Regions from separate parts of the Mus musculus genome. Here region 1 is linked to region 2. A link is a contact called in ENCODE Hi-C data. All regions are on one chromosome and are shown on one strand. Each heading gives the region's core, a stretch centred on a gene start or an enhancer-like site at or near the end of the contact. The rest is flanking DNA. Distances are from core to core; before and after follow the strand shown.

Evidence for each region. Hi-C counts contacts between places; a loop is a spot of excess contacts on that map.
Region 1: a loop to region 2 is called in a map of left cerebral cortex, with 7 times the contacts of the local background. The contact joins the promoter of E2f3 here to the promoter of Sox4 in region 2. A Hi-C loop is called at or near these places in 11 of 37 maps with a recorded cell type or tissue (T-helper 1 cell, T-helper 17 cell, heart and 3 more).

The regions. Positions count from the first base shown.
Region 1 is chr13:29,984,402-29,988,443 of GRCm38, forward strand. E2f3 (E2F transcription factor 3) reads right to left here and starts at 1,662. Exons shown (of 7, transcript NM_010093.3): 1 at 899-1,662. The coding sequence starts at 1,267.
Region 2 is chr13:28,951,371-28,955,769 of GRCm38, forward strand. It overlaps Sox4 (SRY (sex determining region Y)-box 4), which reads right to left and starts at 2,329. Exons shown (of 1, transcript NM_009238.3): 1 at 1-2,329. The coding sequence starts at 1,651. The coding sequence ends at 329. The region is part of intron 1 of Gm46405 (a long non-coding RNA gene); the gene reads right to left.

The DNA.
Region 1 (4,042 bases), core at 412-2,911, 1.0 Mb after region 2:
CCTCCGCGCACGTGTGCGAAACGTCACCGGCGGGTCCCGGAGAGAAGGGACAGATCCTGGCGGCGGGACGGGAACCCGGCTGCCCCCGCCCTCCGTCGCCGGGGGGGCGGGGAGGGGGACAGGGCGGGGAAGGAAGGGGCAAGGGGAGAGGCGGGTCAAGGGCAGGCCCGGGGCCCGGAGAGCAAGGCCCCAGCGCTCCGGCCACGCGGGCGCCGCCGCTGCCACCGCGGAGATGCGCCCAGGCCGGAGCACCCGCCCGCCGGCCCCTTGTCGCAGACAGCGCGAGCCCTGGCCCACCGGGGCTCTCAGCTCCACCTCCCCCACCGCGATACCCGTCCACCTCCCAGATCCCCTTTGTTGCCTGGAGCTAGGTCCCCAAAGGTGCCAGGCACTGGCGCCCCTGCGCTCGGAGCACGCCTGCGGGACCCCCAGTCGCCCAGGGGCAGCAGAGACAGGAGAGGAGGCTTGCACGCCTCGGGTCCCCCAGTTTACATCCTCTGGGGTCCCCCACTCTCCAGTGCACTACTCCCTCCCCCACCCCCTTCTCCATCCGGGGCGTGACCCCTTCCTACGCCCGAGAAAGAGGAAGCTTCGAGTTGCAAGGGAGGGGAGAGTGGGGGTAGGGAAAAGTGCAGGAAAAGAAGTGGAGGGGGGGGGGGCGCGAAAAGTTTTGGAGTGTTGGATGTGGTTCTCAAAGAGGGACTCCCCACTGCCCCGCGTGCCTGCCCAGGCCCCCACGTCCTCCCAACGTCCGCAGGAAAGCACCCCGAGTCTAACAATAAGCACACGCTGGAAGGGACAGCAACGAGGCCCACGATGCTCAGCCTCGCGCTCCCGCCGCCACCGCTCCCGGGAGCCCGCCTCCCACCTGGGCTAGGGACGCTGAGGAGGGTATTACCGGTGGGCCACCGCCGCCGCCGCGTCCTGGTGCTGGTGGCTGCTGCAGCAGCCCGACTCTGCTGGAGGGTCCTTGTGGCGTGGTGTAGAGGCTGCTGGCGGCCGGCTCCGTGCCGGGGACACTGGGGAGAAGGGGGCCGGCGGTCAGGGCGCCACTTTGGAGGGAGGTGGCACAGGACGTGGTGGAAGGGTTCGTAGTGAGGATCTGGATGTACGTGCCCGGGGCGGCGGCGGCGGCGAAGCCGGGGCTGGCTAGCAGTGCCCTTTTGTCCATGGAGGCTGCAGCGGCGGCGGCGACGACAGCCGCCCCCTCCCCACCCCCGGCGGTCACCAGGTACTGCTCCAGGGCGGGCTGGATCCCCTTTCTCATCTCTCGCTCCTGCTCTTTTTTAGTGTTACGATATATTAACGTATTGCTTTCAATTTCTTTTATTATTTGCAGCCGGAGTTTCCAAGTCTCTCCTTCTCGCCTCCCCTCCCGGCGCTTCCGAACCCTCTCTCTCTCTTTTCTTTTTATTTTTCCGCACCGCACAGGCCCCGGGGGCCAAAAATAATCGGGGGTCTGGAGAGAGGAGGGTCCCGGCCGCACGGATATCAGGCCCCGAGGAGGGATGGAGGCGTCGGGGGCAGCCGATGCAACGGATTGCGAGGCGGTGGCGGCAGCCCGGGTGCTGCGGCCGGCAGCTGAAAAATGGCTCCAGGAAGCTGCTGCTGACAATGAATGAAGGGATACGGTTTACGCGCCAAGGTCCTCCCGCGAAACTCAGATTTCCCGCCGGCTTTTCAAACCATATTTGCATATCTCCGCCCCTCAACCCGCCGAGGACTGTTCCCACAGTCCATTGGATCCCTGTCGCCTTACTTCGGTACCAATCCTGGAGCGAGGTCGCCACTGGCTGTTTTCCATTGGCTGCCATACACCATGGTTACCGGGGTGACCCGGGCTCTATTTGCATAGAGCAACCTGACTGGCTGGAAGCAGAGCAGGCTTCTTAGGAGGTGGGGCAAAGTCCTACTCTCCCACGGAAAGCCACGCCCATTCCAGGCCCCTCCCTCGCTCCTACCCGCGGGGCTGGCTCTGATGACCTGGGCAGGGACTCTGCCTCGCAGACTCAGTGTGGATCTAGTCTTGAGCGCAAGTTTCGGTTTTGGAAATTGTCAAGGTGACACCCTCAGGGACTTTGTTTCCTGTAACCAAGCAGTGTAGTAAATGAAGAACTGGTAGAAATTCCCCTAAATATGTGTCAAAGGCAAGTTGGACCCGGCCTGGCAGGTGGAAAACTGAGCCCTTTAAATCCTGGGTTTCTTCCTTCCTGAAATCCAACCAATGACGTGAGAGCGGATCCGGAGGCCAAGGCTGATAGACAGAAGCATGTGGGCAGACAGAACCGTGGGGGTAGAAGGTTCAGCTGACGCGACTGCAGGCACACTTTAGTTCATATTCCAGATCATTCCTGGCAGCTTCATGATTAGCCCGATTTCGATTTAAGTAAAAATTAACTCTTTGTTCAGTGAACTCTGACTACAAGTATAGGTTTGAGTCTAACAAGCACCCTCTCTGGCCCAGAAACACCCAGGGGAGTTAATCAGGGCTAACCTAGAACTGATCCGCGGGTTTTTAATCCGCCATGCAGTAATCCAAAGTAGTACAGGCTTTTATGGTGACGTGGGACTTCCAGTGAAAGCTGCCTGCACTCAGCTCTTTACAGCCTCATACGCCAGGAAATTCTTAAGCAAACAGCAAACACTACAACGCAAACCTAACCCGATATGTTTTAAAAGAGGAGAAAAATGTATGCATATATATGTATATATGGAAATCAGAAAATGTCAAGGAAAATGAAATCGTCGAACTGGTTTCTATATTAAAGTAAATACTCACGGATCTTTAAAATGAGCATTGTGGGGCTGGAGAAATGGATCAGTTACTTACATAAGTGAGGGGACCTATATTTGATCCCCAATACTCACATTTAAAAAGCTAGGCATGACCGCGTGTATCACTAATCCCAGAACTGGGAGAATGAGACCTGAAAACTCATTGGGGCTTGATGGTCAGCCAGTGAAGCCAGTTGGGAAATTCGAGACTCACTGAGCTATCCTATTCTGAAAACTCAGGTAGAGAGCTACTGAGGGAGACATCTGAGGTTGACCTCTCTGGCCTCCACAGGCACGTGCATATGCACAAGCGTGTGCACTCTCACGTACACACACACTTGTATACGCACAATGAGAAGTATTTACGACTGAGGAGGAAGGTGAGGGAAGATGTAGATGTCGAGACCAGATTTTCATTGAGTAGCTGAGAACTGTGGAAAACAGCTGTTGGGATACATCCTTCTCTACCTCAGGCACATTATAATTTTTTAAATGTAGAGTATTTGGTAGGGTGCTCAGTGGATGACAAGGCTTGCATTACACCTAGTCCTTTCACCTAGGTATTGCTTGCTATTGTTATTATTATTATTATTATTATTATTATTATTATTAATTATTTTACCCAAGCTCACATTCAAACCCTATAGGAAGCCTAACAATTTGGGGTCAGTTCATCTTAGGACCATCTAATATTGCATTTCAGCCTTATTACCTTCTCTGGAATTAAAAGTACTGCTAAGCTTTATACCAGGCTTGGAAATATTTTGGTTTTGCATTCAAGCCTGTTGAAGAGCCATAGAATTTGTATGTTTGAAGATTTGTGGCCAACAACAAAACTGACTGTGTTTGTAGAGTCGATAAGGTGAAGGCGTACATGCCTGGTTGAGTGAGAGGGAGGAGAGCAACCTCTTTAATCTTATTTCGTAACTGTCGCTTTGCATTATGGATCGCTATGGAGAAAGCTAATACTGTAAGCTAGGGTATTGCCAGCTGCATGGTGTTACTGTAGGGAGGTTATGGGGGAGGGGTTGTTGCAAGATGGCATTGGAGAGCTGCATCTGACAGTAGAGACAATACCAGATTCCAGTCTTTGCAAACCATTAGGCGACCCTCAGTAAGGTAAGCAGGACATAAACCTGGGAGCAGAGGAAACAGTCTGGGTGGTAAGTCATCAGGTCCTGCATTCAGACCCTGGAATCCATGAGTCCTGAGTGGAGAGTTAGCTCATTTTAGTAGGTTTGCACTTAGGAGTCAGTATAATCTGGGT
Region 2 (4,399 bases), core at 1,079-3,578:
GGTCGCCCCCGTCTACTCTCCGCCTCCTTCGAGTCCCCAGCCCTGAGAGTGGGGGATGGGAGCGCGGGTCCACTAACGCCCCCGCGCTCCTTCTCCAACGGCGGGACGTGTTCCAGGCCAGCTCTATGCACTTTTTCTTCCTTTTCTTTTCCCCTTTCTCCTTCTACTCTCCATCTATTCTTTTTAACTCATTTTTTTTCTGTTTCTTTCTTTCTTCTTCTTTTTAACATTTTTTTGTTTGTTTTTTTGTTTGTTTGTTTTTTGTTTTCTTTTTTCCCTCTCTCCTCTCCTGCCTCTTGGCCCACCTTCTCCCCGGCCCGCGCTCCCTTCAGTAGGTGAAGACCAGGTTAGAGATGCTGGACTCCAGCCAATCTCCCGAGATCATCTCGCTCACCTCGGGCGTGCAATAGTCCGGGAATTCGAAGTGGGAGCCTGAGCCGGGTTCGAAGTTAAAATCCAGGTCCCGATCGAGCGCCGATGAGGAGCTGAAACTGCCCAGGGACATGCTCTCAAAGTTTGAGCTGGGGTTCAGGTCGAGCAGGTCGTCTTCGAACTCGTCGTCGGACGACGAAGAGCCCGAGGAGGAGGAAGAGGACGAGGAGAGCGAGGAGGACGCGTGCGAGGGCGCGCTGGACGGGGCGGGCGAGGCTGCGCGTAGGCTGGCGTAGCCGCGGTGGTCAGCGGGCGATCGGCTGGCGGCTGGCGATGATGCTGCGCTGCTGCGGCCGCTCAGACTCCGGCCATCGGGCGAGCATCCCGGGCCTCCATCTTCGTACAACCCCAGTGGATCACTGGGGTCGGCGCTCGCTCCCAGGCCCCCGACGGGAGACGCCGAAGCGCCCAGGCTTCCAAACAGGTAGACGCGCTTCACTTTCTTGTCGGCAGGGTGTTTGGCTGGGGTGGCCAGCGCACTGGACGGCGAGGAGGAGGCGGCCGGAGTGGCCGCACTGGGAGTCCGCACCTTGTAGACGGCCGTGGGCTCCCCCAGGGGCAGCAGGGCAGCTTGCTCTGGAGAGAACGATGCAGCCGCCTTGCTGCCGCCCGCCGGGACCAGCTTAGCGTGGGGCTTGCCGACCGAGCTGCCCGCCACCTTGGGGCCACAGCTCTTCTTGGGCGCGGGCTTGGAGCTGCCGCCCGCGCCACCCCCCGCGTGGCTGCTTCCCGCGTGGCCGCTGCTGCCCGCGACCTTGTCGCCCTTCTCCCCTGGCTTGGCTGTGGCCGCCGATCCCGCGCCCGCGTTGCCCGACTTCACCTTCTTTCGCGGCCGGTACTTGTAGTCAGGGTAGTCAGCCATGTGCTTGAGGCGCAGCCGCTCCGCCTCCTGGATGAACGGAATCTTGTCGCTGTCCTTGAGCAGCTTCCAGCGTTTGCCTAGCCGCTTGGAGATCTCGGCGTTGTGCATGTCGGGCGACTGCTCCATGATCTTGCGCCGCTCGATCTGCGACCACACCATAAAGGCGTTCATGGGCCGCTTGATGTGGCCACTGGGCGTCTTGCACCAGCTGGGGTCGTCCGCCTTGCCGCCCGTCGACGCGGTGGAGCCAGGCGTCGGGGAGGACGCGATGCCCAGCTCCAGGCCGGCGCCCGAGTCCGAGCTCTCCCCGGCCAGCAGAGCCTCAGTGTTCTCCGCGTTGTTGGTCTGTTGTACCATGGCCCCGGCTTGCCGGGCGCCCACGCGCGCTCACACGCTCGCGGCGCGGTCGCCGGGCCCTGCGGGCTCCCCGGGGCGGAGACCAGGGTCCCCTGAGCGGCGCGCGGGCCAGGGGCGGCCGCCTCCCGCCGCCAACCTAGAGTCCCCGAGGCCCTCCGTCCTCCCTCACCGCTGAAGTGCTCCCTGCGGGCACCGAGGCTGGAGTCGGCCGCGGCGAGGAGTTTCTCCAAACGTTGGTAGCCGGAGTATCTTCCAAACGCAAGTTTCTCGCCGCCTCCGGGGCAAGTCTTTCCCCCACCCCTTTCCCTGAAGCAGTCGATTGCAGTTCACGAGAGCTCGCGGTAGCTCAGGAAAGCGACATCGTCTCTAGCGCCTAAGTCCCTTTCCTGCAGTGCAAAGCCAAAGCGACTCTGGCTCCGGGACTCTCTGTGGGCGGAATCGGCGCTGAGGAGTTGGTGCAATTATTTTGTTGCAAGGTAGGAAGCCAAGAAGCTTGCATGCAACAGACCGGCATGAATAAATGTATGTTTCTCCCTCCCTCCTGCAAGAAGGGGAGCTGGTTACCGGCAGAGTTCCCCCACTGCAGACTCTCTAAGAAACAGCGTGCAAGAACTGGAAACCGGGAGGGAGACGGCCCTCTTCCCCTCACTCTGTTTCTCTGGCTGCAGCTTAGAGCAGACCCCAATTCCGCCTCGCGCTTCTTTATCCTTTCTCAGACAGCCAATCAGCCGCTGTAACTAACGCTTCCTCGTGCCAAGCCCCTCCCCCGTCCTTCCCATTGGCTTGGAACCCGATGCAATAATAATCTCCGCGTGCAATGAGAAGCTCCAAATCTGACCTCATTCCAATTTACAGAGCAAACTTTTTAAAAGGGCTAGAAGTACAGCTGAGATTTCTGCTGCCTCTTTCCCCCCCACCTCCGCCTTTTGCTGGGTGCGCGCGCGTTTGCCTCTGTGTGTGTGTGTGTGTGTGTGCGCGCGCGCGCGCGCGCACGCACGCGCATGTGTGAAGAGGATGTTAATGCATGAAGTTATTAAGGGGAGAGACGGAAATGTATTCTAGCCATTATGTTAGATAACAAGGGGCTTGGAGGGGGGGTAAGGGTGAAATACTGTAAATGGAAGCTTTCTGCTTAAAAGCCGAGTGATTATTTTTATTAGTTCTTTTCAGCCCAGGAATAAAGAATCAGCCTTTGGTGCAAAATCTCTTTTCTTAGCCCCTTCTTAGAGCTAGAGATGTAAGTGGGGGGAGCCACAATAATAAATCAATGGATATTGAAAACCATTAAGAAAGTGGTACCTAGACACCTGTCATCACAATTATTTTAACAACTCTGGGTACAGAACAAACGTTGGTGTATTGTGTAAATCCCTTCAGGATGCTATCTGTGCTGTTTGTGAAAGGCAGGGTTTTTTTTTTTTTTTTCTTTCTCCCCTTTTCAGTAATTACTTACTCTTTTTGCCAAACAGAGGTTAACTAGTTATTTAATGATTTCACTTCCCCTATAAATCCTGGGTAGGCCAAACAAGATTTTCTGTGGAACGCTAAGGCAGTGGCCCATAATTACCTCAATAAGAGACTTTGTGTGATTTCTGTATAGGGCGATCATGGTGAATACAGGATGGGATTGACTTCACTTTCTAAATGTTTGTTTTCCACAATATCCAAAGGATAGATGGGTTCGCTATGTGCTCTCCTTCCCCCTCTCTTTCTTACCCATTGTCTCCCGTGTGTCTGTGCTACTTGAAGCAATTGGGCCTAAAAGACCAAGAAGAGAAAGGGGTGGCACAGGGGAGTGGGCTGCTGGACCTATCTCAAGTCCCTCTCCTGATCTTTCTTTCTGGGTCTCATTGTCCTCCTCTTCTGTGCTTTGGGAACCTTGTGAGCTTTATAGAGGGCTTGTGTTAGTGCCCGGTGAGTGTGTGATTATAAACCACGGATGTGTGTCCTGAGCCCTCTGGATTCTAACACACATTCCGAGTTCTCCCTAATGCAAATGCCACTTCTAGTAAGAGCAGCACGATGTTCGAGAGACTAAGGTGGGAGGTGGTCACCGGTGGTGAAACGTAATCGAAAGCCCCTTTGGTGGTCCCCGTTTGTTATCTCAGTACTTGGGAGGTGCCTTCAGGAAGATCAGGAGTTCAAGATCATCCGCTGATGCTTAAGAATTCCAGGACAAGCTGGGCGGTGGTGGCGCACGCCTGTAGTCCCAGCACTTGGGAGGCAGAGGCAGGCGGATTTCTGAGTTCGAGGCCAGCCTGGTCTACAAAGTGAGTTCCAGGACAGCCAGGGCTACACAGAGAAACCCTGTCTCGAAAAACCAAGGGAAAAAAAAAAAAAAAAAGAATTCCAGGACAGCTCCAGCTACCCAAGTCCTTGTCTCAAAGAGCGAACACATGCAGATAATACTTAGAATATAGAACAACTTAGTTACACAAACCACCCTTTTCCCAAGATCTGAGCATTGGGACTCTAGTGAAAACTCACCTTTAATACGATGATAAACTGATTTCCCTCAGGCTAGTAACAGAGGAGGCCAACTTAGAGCCAGCTCTTGATTGAGAGCACAGTAGTGCTGGGTGGTATATTTCCATTTACCTTGTCACACATTCAGAGTATTTAGGCTGGAAGGAGGCCGAGGGTGTCAAGAATTAGACATTTACTGGAAAGAGTACCCTATGGAGACAGCTGACTGGGTCTCTAAGATCAACTGCAGGCAAGAATGTTTTGTGGGTAAAAAGCAAGTAA